Linked DNA regions of Homo sapiens: region 2 is linked to region 1. Evidence: read pairs that join two places in POLR2A ChIA-PET (ENCODE). Cell type or tissue: Panc1. All regions are shown on one strand. Region 1 overlaps TTLL9 (tubulin tyrosine ligase like 9). Region 2 holds the start of TTLL9 (tubulin tyrosine ligase like 9).

The links. ChIA-PET counts read pairs that join two places held together with the same protein. Peaks named below come from ENCODE experiments on the same cell type or tissue, not always from the same donor. Only the 100,000 strongest peaks of a DNase experiment are listed, where the experiment ranks them.
Region 2: POLR2A ChIA-PET joins it to region 1 with 5 read pairs; 12 of 35 experiments call an interaction of 5 or more read pairs at or near these places.

What each region holds. Positions count from the first base shown.
Region 1 is chr20:31,928,386-31,933,385 of GRCh38, reverse strand. All of the region lies in intron 10 of TTLL9 (tubulin tyrosine ligase like 9), which reads right to left. Among named protein-coding and RNA genes, the nearest start is that of PDRG1, 21 kb to the left of the region's middle. In Panc1, no CTCF peak of the experiment used is centred here; no DNase peak of the experiment used is centred here; H3K27me3 peaks cover 895 bases.
Region 2 is chr20:31,870,581-31,875,580 of GRCh38, reverse strand. It overlaps TTLL9 (tubulin tyrosine ligase like 9), which reads right to left and starts at 4,947. Exons shown (of 15, transcript NM_001008409.5): 1 at 4,632-4,947; 2 at 4,386-4,459. The coding sequence starts at 4,454. It also overlaps a transcript of DUSP15 not described here. In Panc1, no CTCF peak of the experiment used is centred here; no DNase peak of the experiment used is centred here; H3K4me3 peaks cover 790 bases; H3K27ac peaks cover 636 bases; H3K27me3 peaks cover 275 bases.

The DNA of each region.
Region 1 (5,000 bases):
ACCAAATACAGAACAACCATCTCAGGACACAGTAGGCTGTCTGTCATTAGAGGGGTCCAGGCTGGGCGGCCACTTTGTAGGAATATTGGCAAAGGGATCCAGCACTGGGATAGGGTCAGGGTGGCCTTGGAAGGCCCAGCCCTGAGATTTGGCCTCTCAGTACCATCACCATCGTCACCACCAGTGACATCAGCAGCACTTTGCAGCTCACAGAGCATGTTTACACACATTATCTCATTTGTTCCCCAAATTATTCCCATCTCACAGATGAGACCATGGAGGCTCAGAGAAGTTAAGTGACCACCATTCAGAATACTCCTTCCTCAACATCTTCACCCCACAACTAAGCAGGATGGCTTCCCCAAACCTTGTTGTATTTGTTTGTTTGTTTGTTTTGAGACGTAGTCTTTTGCCCAGACTGGAGTGCAGTGGCGCAATCTTAGCTCACTGCAACCTCCGCCTCCCGAGCTCAAGCGATTCTCTTCCCTCAGCCTCCTAAGTAGCGGGGATTACAGGTGCCCACCACCAAGCCAGCTGATTTTTGTATTTTTAGTAGAGATGGGGTTTCACCATGTTGGCCAGGCCAATCTCAAACTCCTGACCTCAAGTAATCCACCCGCCTCGGCCTCCAGAGTGCTGGGATCACAGGTGTGAGCCACCACACCCAGTACCAAACCTCATGAAATGACCATAAGACCTGACTTTCTCCAGGACTTACTTGGGGCATTTCTCAGATGGGGAGGTAGAGGTTCTAGGTCTCTGACTCCAAGTCTAATTCCCCTAAATGTATGGTTCTGCCAGTCTGTGGTGTATTGAACAGAGTAGGGTGGTTTCAGCCTCTCTGGAAAAGGTATCCTCTTTACTCTTTAGCATCTTTTTCCTAGACGTCTTCTTTAGACCTTTTTTTTTTTTTTGAGACAGGGTCTTGCTCTGTCACCCAGGCTGGAGTGCAGTGGTGCCATCTCATCTCACTGCAACCTCCGCCTCCTGGGTTCAAACGATTCTCCTGCCTAAGCCTCCCAAGTAGGTGGGACTACAGGCAAGCACCATCATGCCCGGCTAGTTTTTGTATTTTTAGTAGAAACAGGGTCTCACCATGTTGGCCAGGCTGGTCTGGAACTCCTGACCTCAGGCGATCCACCTGCCTCAGCCTCCCAAAGTACTGGGATTACAGGCATAAGCCACCATGCCTGGCCCAAATTTATTTTTTGCAGAGACAGGGTTTCAACATGTTGCCCAGGCTGGTCTCAAACTTCTGACCTCAAGCAATCCACCTGCCTTGGCCTGCCAAAGTGCTGGGATTACAGGCATAAGCCACTGCACCCAGCCCAAAAATTAATTTTGAATGGACCACAGACCTAAATATAAGAGGCAAAACTATGAAATTCATAGAGAAAAATAGAGGAATAAGTCACTGTGACCTTGAGTAGGCAGATCTTCTTAGATATGACACCAAAAGCACAGATGGCAAAAGAAAAAGTAGATAAATTCAACTTTATCAGAATTAAAAACTTCTGTGCTTCAACGGAAATTATCAAAAAGTGAAAGAAAACCCACAGAATGAGAAAAAATATTTGTAAATAATGTATCTAATAAGGGACTAGTATCCAGAATACATACAGGATTCTTATAACTCAACAATAAAAAGTTAATCCAATTTAAGAATGGGCAAAGGATTTGAAGAGATTTATAAGTGGCCACAAGCACATAAAAGGTGCTCAGTATAATTAGTCATCAGGGAAATGCCAATCAAAACCACTGCACATCCACTAGGATGGCTATAATGAAAAAGACAGATAATAGCAAGTATTGGCCAGGCATGGTGGCCGCGCCTGTAATCCTAGCACTTTGGGAGGTCAAGGCAGGCAGGTCACTTGAGTCCAGGAGTTCAAGACCTGCCTGGGCAACAGGGTGAAACCCTGTATGTACACGAAATACAAAAATTAGCCAGGCGTGGAAGCGAGCATCTATAGTCCCAGCTACTTGAGGGGCTGAGGTGGGAGGATCATTTGAGCCCGGGAAGTCGAGGCTGTAATCCCAGCACTTTGGAAGGGCAAGGCAGGAGGATCGCTTGAGCCCAGGAGTTTGAGACCAGCCTGGGCAACATAGTGAGACCAGTCTCTATAAAAAATTTAAAAATTAGCTGGGCATGGTGGTGCGTGCCTGTGGTCCCAGCTACAAGGGAGGCTGAGGTAGGAGGATCGCTTCAGCCCAGGAGATGGAGGCTGTAGTGAACCGTGATTGTGCCACTGCACTCCAGCCTGGGCAACAGAGCAAGACTCTGTCTTGAAAAAAAAAAAAAAAAAAGGAAAAGAGGATGCTGGGGCAAAGTAAGTTACTGGCTGAAGAGGGGAAATAGCTCTCTTCAGATGAAGGAAGTACGACTCCCAGAACTTCACACTTCACACACTGCTCCCGCCTGCTGTGGAGGAGACAGCGGGCCTCCTTAGGAGCAGAGGAGAAGCAGAGGCTGAAAGAAAGGGGTGAGAGATGGGTCAGCCAACCTCAGAGCCTCCCGTCTCTAGAGAGGAACCTAAAACCAGGTCTCAGTGGACCAATGGTCAAGTAGCAGAGTAAACATACAATCAAAATAAATCCACAGAGAAACAGAACTGATTCACTGCAAAATATTTAGGAGAAAAAGACTTTTCTTAGTTTAGAAATGATGGTAAAAATCACAGAGGAAACCAATGGACAAGTAAACCAATGGACAAGCATGTGAAAATAAAAATGAACAGATGTCAATGCAAAAATTAAAGAATCAGTGACCACAGAAAAGATGTGTAGCAAATGCAATAGTCTGTTTCTGTCACATGAAAATCCCACATGAATTAACAATAAAATGTATGACTGTTTATTTACTAAGTAAAGGATATGGACAGACATAAAAGAGAAAATAAAGCTGGTAGGACCCCATCTGGGAAAAAGCTCAAAGTTCCTAGTAATAGAAGATATATAATTTCAAAGGCACGCAAATGGGGGAAAATGAAAATTGGAAGAAATGCTAATTCTAAGGCAAAATTCTGCTCCCTCATCAAGTCAGTTGCATTTAAAAAATCTTTTCATTTTGAAAACTTCAAAACTCACAGAATATTTGCAAGAATCATATAATGAATGCCCCTATCTGCTTCACCTAGACATGCCCAGTCGTTTCAGAAATGGCTGTTTAAAACAATTGTCCCCAGGACTGGGGAGTTGGGATGAAATGGACCAGTCAATAGGAGGGTAAAAATATTTTATTTTTATTTATTTATTTTTAAGATAGAGTCTTGCTCTGTTGCTCAGGCTGGAGTGCAGTGGCACAATCTTGGCTCACTGCAACCTCCACCTCCCGGGTTCAAGTGATTCTCCTACCTCAGCCTCCCGAGTAGCTGGGATTACAGGCGCCTGCCACCATGCCTGGCTAATTTTTGTATTTTTAGTAGAGATCAGGTTTCACCATATTGGTCAGGCTGGTCTCAAGCTCCTGACCTCAAGTGATCTGACCGCCTCAGCTCCCAAAGTGCTAGGATTACAGGCGTGAGCCACCACACCCAGTGAGGGTAAAAAGATAAAAGGACTCTTCTGGGAAGCAATCTGGCCAGATGGGCTTGACTCAGTATTTACATCTTTGTGACACCATCCAAAGGAAAAATCTTAATACTGTAAAAGGTTTATGAAGAAATATGTTCCTTTGCAGCATTATGTGTCACTATAGCAAGAAATTGAATACTTCCCAAATGCCTGCAGCATGGGGGATTAGAAAACCAGGAAACCTACTCAGTGGAATATTTTCATTAATGAAAAAAAAAAAGTCTACAAGGAAAATACTGCTGATAATGTTTAGTGCAAGAAAATGTTGTATTTATACAATGGGATCATTTATATATAAAAGGTGAATGACAACAAAATTCCCTACAAATGAGCCTGGAAGGAAATACACCAAAATAGTAAGAAGTTTCTGCTAGAAAATATGCCTAGAGAAGGTTTCTCTTTCTTTTTGCACTGTTCTGAATATTCTGATTTGATTTTCATGAGCTATACCACTTTTATTATAAAACTATATCCTTTCAATGTTTTATTATTTTATTATTAGAGTAAGGCCTATCCATTGTAGAAACAATTCATAATAGACATGTATAAAGTTTAAAATAAATGTTTCCTGACCTGGTTCTAATTCTCTGCAGTTTTCAGAGTTAATAGATTAGTGAGGCTGGGCACGGTGGCTCACGCCTGTAATCCCAGCACCTTGGAAGATCAAGGTGGGAGGATTCAAACTGTTGAATCAAGGTCACACTCTTGAGCCTAGGAGTTTGAGACCAGCCTGGGCAACATAGCGAGAACTCATTGCTACAAAAAACAAGTTAGCCAGGCACAGTGGCATGTGCCTGTGGTCTCAGCTGCACAGGAGGCTGAGGTGGGAGGATCACTTGAGCCCAGGAGTTCAAGGCTGCAAAGAGCTGTGATCCCACCACTGTACTCGATCGGGGGCAACAGAGAAGGAAACTGTCAATCAATCAATCACTAAGATAGACTGGTGAATCACGAACATCCTTTCATACTTTTTCTTAAACATAAACATTCTTCCTTAAAGGCAAAAATGGGAACATGAATATACCAGGTTCTCCATCTTACATTTTGTTTTTCACTTAATCATCTGTTTTAGATATCTTTCTATGTCATGATATTTTGACCTATCTCATTGCTTTCAACAGATGCACAAGATCACATAGATGCTTTATCATTCATTTCACCATCCCTCAAGGGAGATTTAAGGGATCAAGGGTGATGACTGTATACTATTATATACAGTGTTTCAATGAATATTTTTGTATTTAGTGTATGTATAGATATACTATATGCAAATATATATTTGAATAATTATGTATAAACTATATATATTATATATAATGAAGTCAGGTTAAAAATGTTTATTATTTTGTGATCCAAAATTATTTTAAAAGTTAGTATGTAATATCTGATGCGAATGTGGTAAAATATTAATCTGTTAAATCTGGATG
Region 2 (5,000 bases), 58 kb after region 1:
GGTAAGGAGGATGGGAAGAGCATTCCAGGCAGAAAGAAGAGCATTAGGCGAAGTTGGAAGTCAGAGAAAGCAAAGCATGACACGGATCAGTAACTAGGAAAGAGTGGAGTAGAGGGGAGAGACGAGGTTTCCAAACCTGTTTGGTCTTGTTTCCTTTTTCACAGATGTGGAAACATAGCCCTAATGAAGGGAGTAGAGACAAGGGTTCCTACTCTGTCAACTGTTCCATGATAATAGTAATGCCAATGGTAATAATAATAATAATGTACTGTGTTCCAGTCTTTCTACTAGGTATTTGAAACATGTCCTCTCATTTATTCTTACTACAGACCTACAGAGGGTTTTTTTTCCTCCCTATTTCATAGATGATGAAACTGAGGCCCAGAGAAATTTAAAAACTTGCTCAAAGTCAGTGGCAGAAACCACATCCCACAAGGCCTCCTTGTGTGCCATGCTAAGCAGGTTGGACATTTTCCTAAAGGTGTTGGTGAGTGTATGAATTTCCTGTTGCTGCTTGTAATCACAACAAACAAAGTGACTTAAAACAACACAAATGTAGTATCTTAGAGTTCTTGAGGTCAGAGATGTGAAATGGGTCTCACTGGGCTAAAATGAAGGTGACGGCAGGGTTGAGTTTCTTTCGTAAACTCTAGGATAATCTGTTTCCTTGCCTTTTCCACTTGCATCCCTTGGCTGTGGGCCCCCTTCGATCTGCAAACCCAGCAATTACACCACTCCGACTTCTGCTTCCGTCATCTCATCCCCTCTGATTCCTACTCTCCTGCCTCCCTCTTTCACTAATAATGACACTTGTGATTATGTTGGGCCCCTCTGAATAATCCATCATAATCTCCCCATCTCAAGATCAGCTGGCTGGGCGCGGTGGCTCACGCCTGTAATCCCAGCATTTTGGGGGGCCAAGGTGGGTGGATCACTTGAGGTCAGGAGTTCAGGACCAGCCTGGCCAACACGGTGAAACCCCTTCTCTACTAAAAATACAAAAATTAGCCAGGCATGGGTGGGCACCTGTAGTCCCAGCTGCTCTTGAGGCTGAGGCAGGAGAATAGCTTGAACCTGGGAAGCAGAGGTTGCACTGAGCCGAGATTGCACCATTGCACTCCAGCCTGGGCGACAGAGTGAGACTTTGTCTCAAAAAAAAAAAAAAAAAAAAGATCAGCTAATTAGCAACTTTAATTCCATCTGCAGCCTTAATTCTACCCTTTGCCATGTAATATAACATTCACAGTTACAAGGAAATAGAGTGTAAACACCTTTGGGGGGACCATTATTTTGTCTACCACAGTAATCCACTAAAGGGCTTTAAGCAAGGGAATGACAGGGTGAGACCCACATTTTAGCATCTTCCTATTATTGGTTTTGTAAAATGGTCATTTCATGATTTAAGACAGATTGGGCTTTGTAATAACTAATACTTCCAAAGGCTGAACAGTACATAGATATTAAATATGTTAGGTCTAATAACACATATGGGCTTTTAACTTGAAAGAATTCTTTCCTACATGTAATTTGTATCTTTCCCCTTAGCACTCAGTGGGAACACAAAGGACTGTTACAATTGCCCCTCTATGGGTAAATTAAGGGACATTGGCTCACCCGCCTAGGATCGCAGAGCTGCTAAGGCCAGGGCCATGGTAAGGAGCTAGTCTTCAGGCTCGTTTATCAGTGTTTTCTTTCTCTTTCTTTCTTTCTTTCTTTCTTTCTTTCTTTCTTTCTTTCTTTCTTTCTTTCTTTCTTTCTTCCTTCCTTCCTTCCTTCCTTCCTTCCTTTCTTTCTTTTTCTTTCTTTCTTTCTCTTTCTTTCTTTCTTTCTTCCTTCCTTCCTTTTTCTTTCTTTCTTTCTTTCTTTCTTTCTTTCTTTCTTTCTTTCTTTCTTTCTCTCTCTCTCTTTCTTTCTTTCTTTTGTCTTTTTTTTTGACAGGGTCTCACTCTGTCATCCAAGCTGAAGTACAGTGATGTGATCACAGGTCACTGCAGCCTCAACCTCAAGCAATCCTCCCACCTTGGCCTCCAAGTAGCTGGGACTACAGGTTCGTGCCACCACACCCGGCTAATTTTTTGTTTTAGTTTGTTTGTTTGTAGAGACGAAATTTCGCCATGTTGCCCAGGCTGGTCTCCAACTCCTGGGCTCAAGCGATGTTCCCGCTTCAGCCTCCCAAAGTGCTGGGATTACAGGCATGAGCCACCACGCCCAGCATCAGCATTTCTTTACAGCATCCATGGGTCGGGCATTTGGGGAAACTTAAGTCAGCACATCTTTGGCACAATTTCCTACATATAGCTCAGTGCCCAATAAACGTGTTGAATTGGTGAACACCCCTGCTTTCATTTCTGTGACACAGATAGTGACTTTCAAGGCAGGAAGCCTGGGGGCCATCCTAAAATTCCTTCCTTCCCCCCACATCCAGTCAATCTGCAAGTCCTTTCAGCTGCCCTGTGAAAATATTCATATATGCTGAGTCCATCCCCTTCTTTCCAGCTTCTCGGGTCCCACTCTATCCCAGGTCACTGTCACCTCTTACCTGAGCTGCTGCAGTGGCCCCCATAAAGGAAAGGGTCAGTGAGGGGTCGAAGTATTTGACTTAAATAAATCAGATGACCTGGCCTCCCAGGTTAAATTTTCCTGTTGGATTTTTATCCGACAGAAGAGAAGGAAAACTTTAACTCCCAATCATGGCCATATGTGCTCCTGCATGCTCCGGCCCTGAACCGTCCTCTTAACACCTCCTGTAGCTCCCTCTACTCCAGTCCCACTGGCTTTTTACAGAGGCCAAGCTATTCCCATCATAGGGCTTTTGCCCATGCTGTTCCTTCTGCTGGAAATACTCTCTCCACTCTTTTTCTTTTTCGTGTGTGTTATTTTTTATTTTTTTGAGACAAGGTCTCGCTCTGTCACCCAGGCTTGAGTGCAGTGGTGCGCTCATGGCTCACTGCAGCCTCCACCGCCTGGGCTCAAGTGATCCTCCTCCGCCTGGGCTCAAGTGGTCCTCCCACTTCAGCTTCCTGAGTAGCTTGGACTACAGGTCCCGGCTAATTTTTTTTTTTTTTTTGTAAAAGCAGGGTCTCCCTATGTTTCCCAGGCTGGTCTCAAACTCCTGGGCTCACACAGTCCTCCTGCCTTGGCCTCCCAAAGTTCTGGGATTACAGACCTGAGCCATCATACCCAGCCAAATTTATTTTAGAGATGGGGTTTTAGTATATTGCTTAAGCTGGTCTCAAACTCCTGGGCTCAATTGATCCTCCCACCTCAGCATCCCCATGTGTTGGGATTACAGGCATGAGCCACTGCGCCTGGCTTTCCACTCTTTAAACAGCTGGGTCCTTCTTATATATCACCTCTCAGCTCAAATGCCACTTATTCAGAGAGGTTCTCCCTGTCTGCTTTGTTTCCTTCATAGAAAACTGGGACCATTTGTAAATAATTTATTTGTTTGCCTATCTTGTTTGCCTTCCCTCCTAGATCTGAGATGTCTAATATGTAGCTACTAGCTGCATATGGCTAGTAAGCATTTGGAATGTGACTTGTCTGAATTGAGATGTGCTGTAAATGTAAAAGACACCAGATTTTGAATAGTTAATACAATTTAAAAAGGATATAAAATATCTCATTTATAGTTTTAAAATACTGACTATATGTTGAAATGATATTTTGGATATATTGAGTTAAATAAAAATATTATCAACAATTAACTTGTTTCTACTTTTTAAATGTGGCTGCACATGTGGCTGGCATTATATTTCATTTGGACAATGCTGGTCTATACCATTAGCTAATGAAGGTAGGAACAATCTCTACCCACTGCTGTGTCCCTAGTCTCTATCATATACTAGATGCTCAGTAAGTATTTACTGAATAATTTGGTATTTATGAGAACTCTGGGCTTTTATGAGAGCTGAGACGGGCAGCCCCATGTATGCTATGAACTTGAGGGAGGAAGAAACAGTTTTATTTTTCTCCAATCACTGTATTTCAAAGGGCTCTGTGGATTCTCTCTGTCCTGCTCTCTATCCACAATCCCCAGTCACCTACTACTATAGATTGAGGGGTGGGGGTGATGGCTGAAGGAACAAAGCTGGTGCAGCTGCTTCTATTTCAGTCCTATAGGAAGTGTCTTGATTATTTTACATTCTCCAGCTTTGGTCCTAGAAGCCAGGAAGGGCTCACCTCAACATCCTCAGAAACACAGATAGGGTTAGCTGGGGGTCACGGGGACTTTCCCAGGGTCATCTAGCAGGTCAGAGGTGAACAGGGCCTCAAACCTTGGTCTCCAGACCCCTTCCAGGACCCTGACCTCTAGCTATTAATACATCCTGATGTAGTCTCCTTCAGACTGGAACCCTCCCTCAAACCCCTCTCCCAACATTCACCTGTAATTTCTTGGGGCACCTAATGGCAGTTGTGCCTGGTCCCAGCAGAGCTTCCCTGGATGGCACCATCCCTCCTAGGGGCCGAAATGGATGGAAGGAAGGAGTGAGAGGATGGATGAATGGATGGGAAGATGGACGAGTGAATGAGTGAACAGGAGGGTGGGAGAATGGATGGGAAAGGAGGAAGGCTGGTTGGTAGGGTGTCTCTGCACGGGTGGAGAGGATGTATCGGAAGGAATTACCCACTTATCCCGTTCCAAGCAGACTCTGAAGAGCAGAGAGCCCTCGGCGATCAAAGTCCAGCCCCGTCACGTTTCTGCTAGAAGCCGAGGCGGGAGAAGTTGGGTGCTTTCCCCCGGGGCCCGCAGGGACGTCCAGGCAGAGCCGGAAGGGGGACGGGAGTTTGTGGGCCGGCCGGGGGGCTCTAGGCGACATCCCCCCATCCGCCCGCGCCTGCCGGTGCCAGGGTGGGGTAAGGCCCCCGCCCCCACCTCCGGAGGTGGCGGCCCCACGCGGCCCCAACAAACTGCCGTTGTCCCGCGGGCCGTGGGCCCGGCACACTGGGGCTTTGTCCGGCCCCCCGCCGCGACCCGAGGCGGGGGCCCCACATGACCG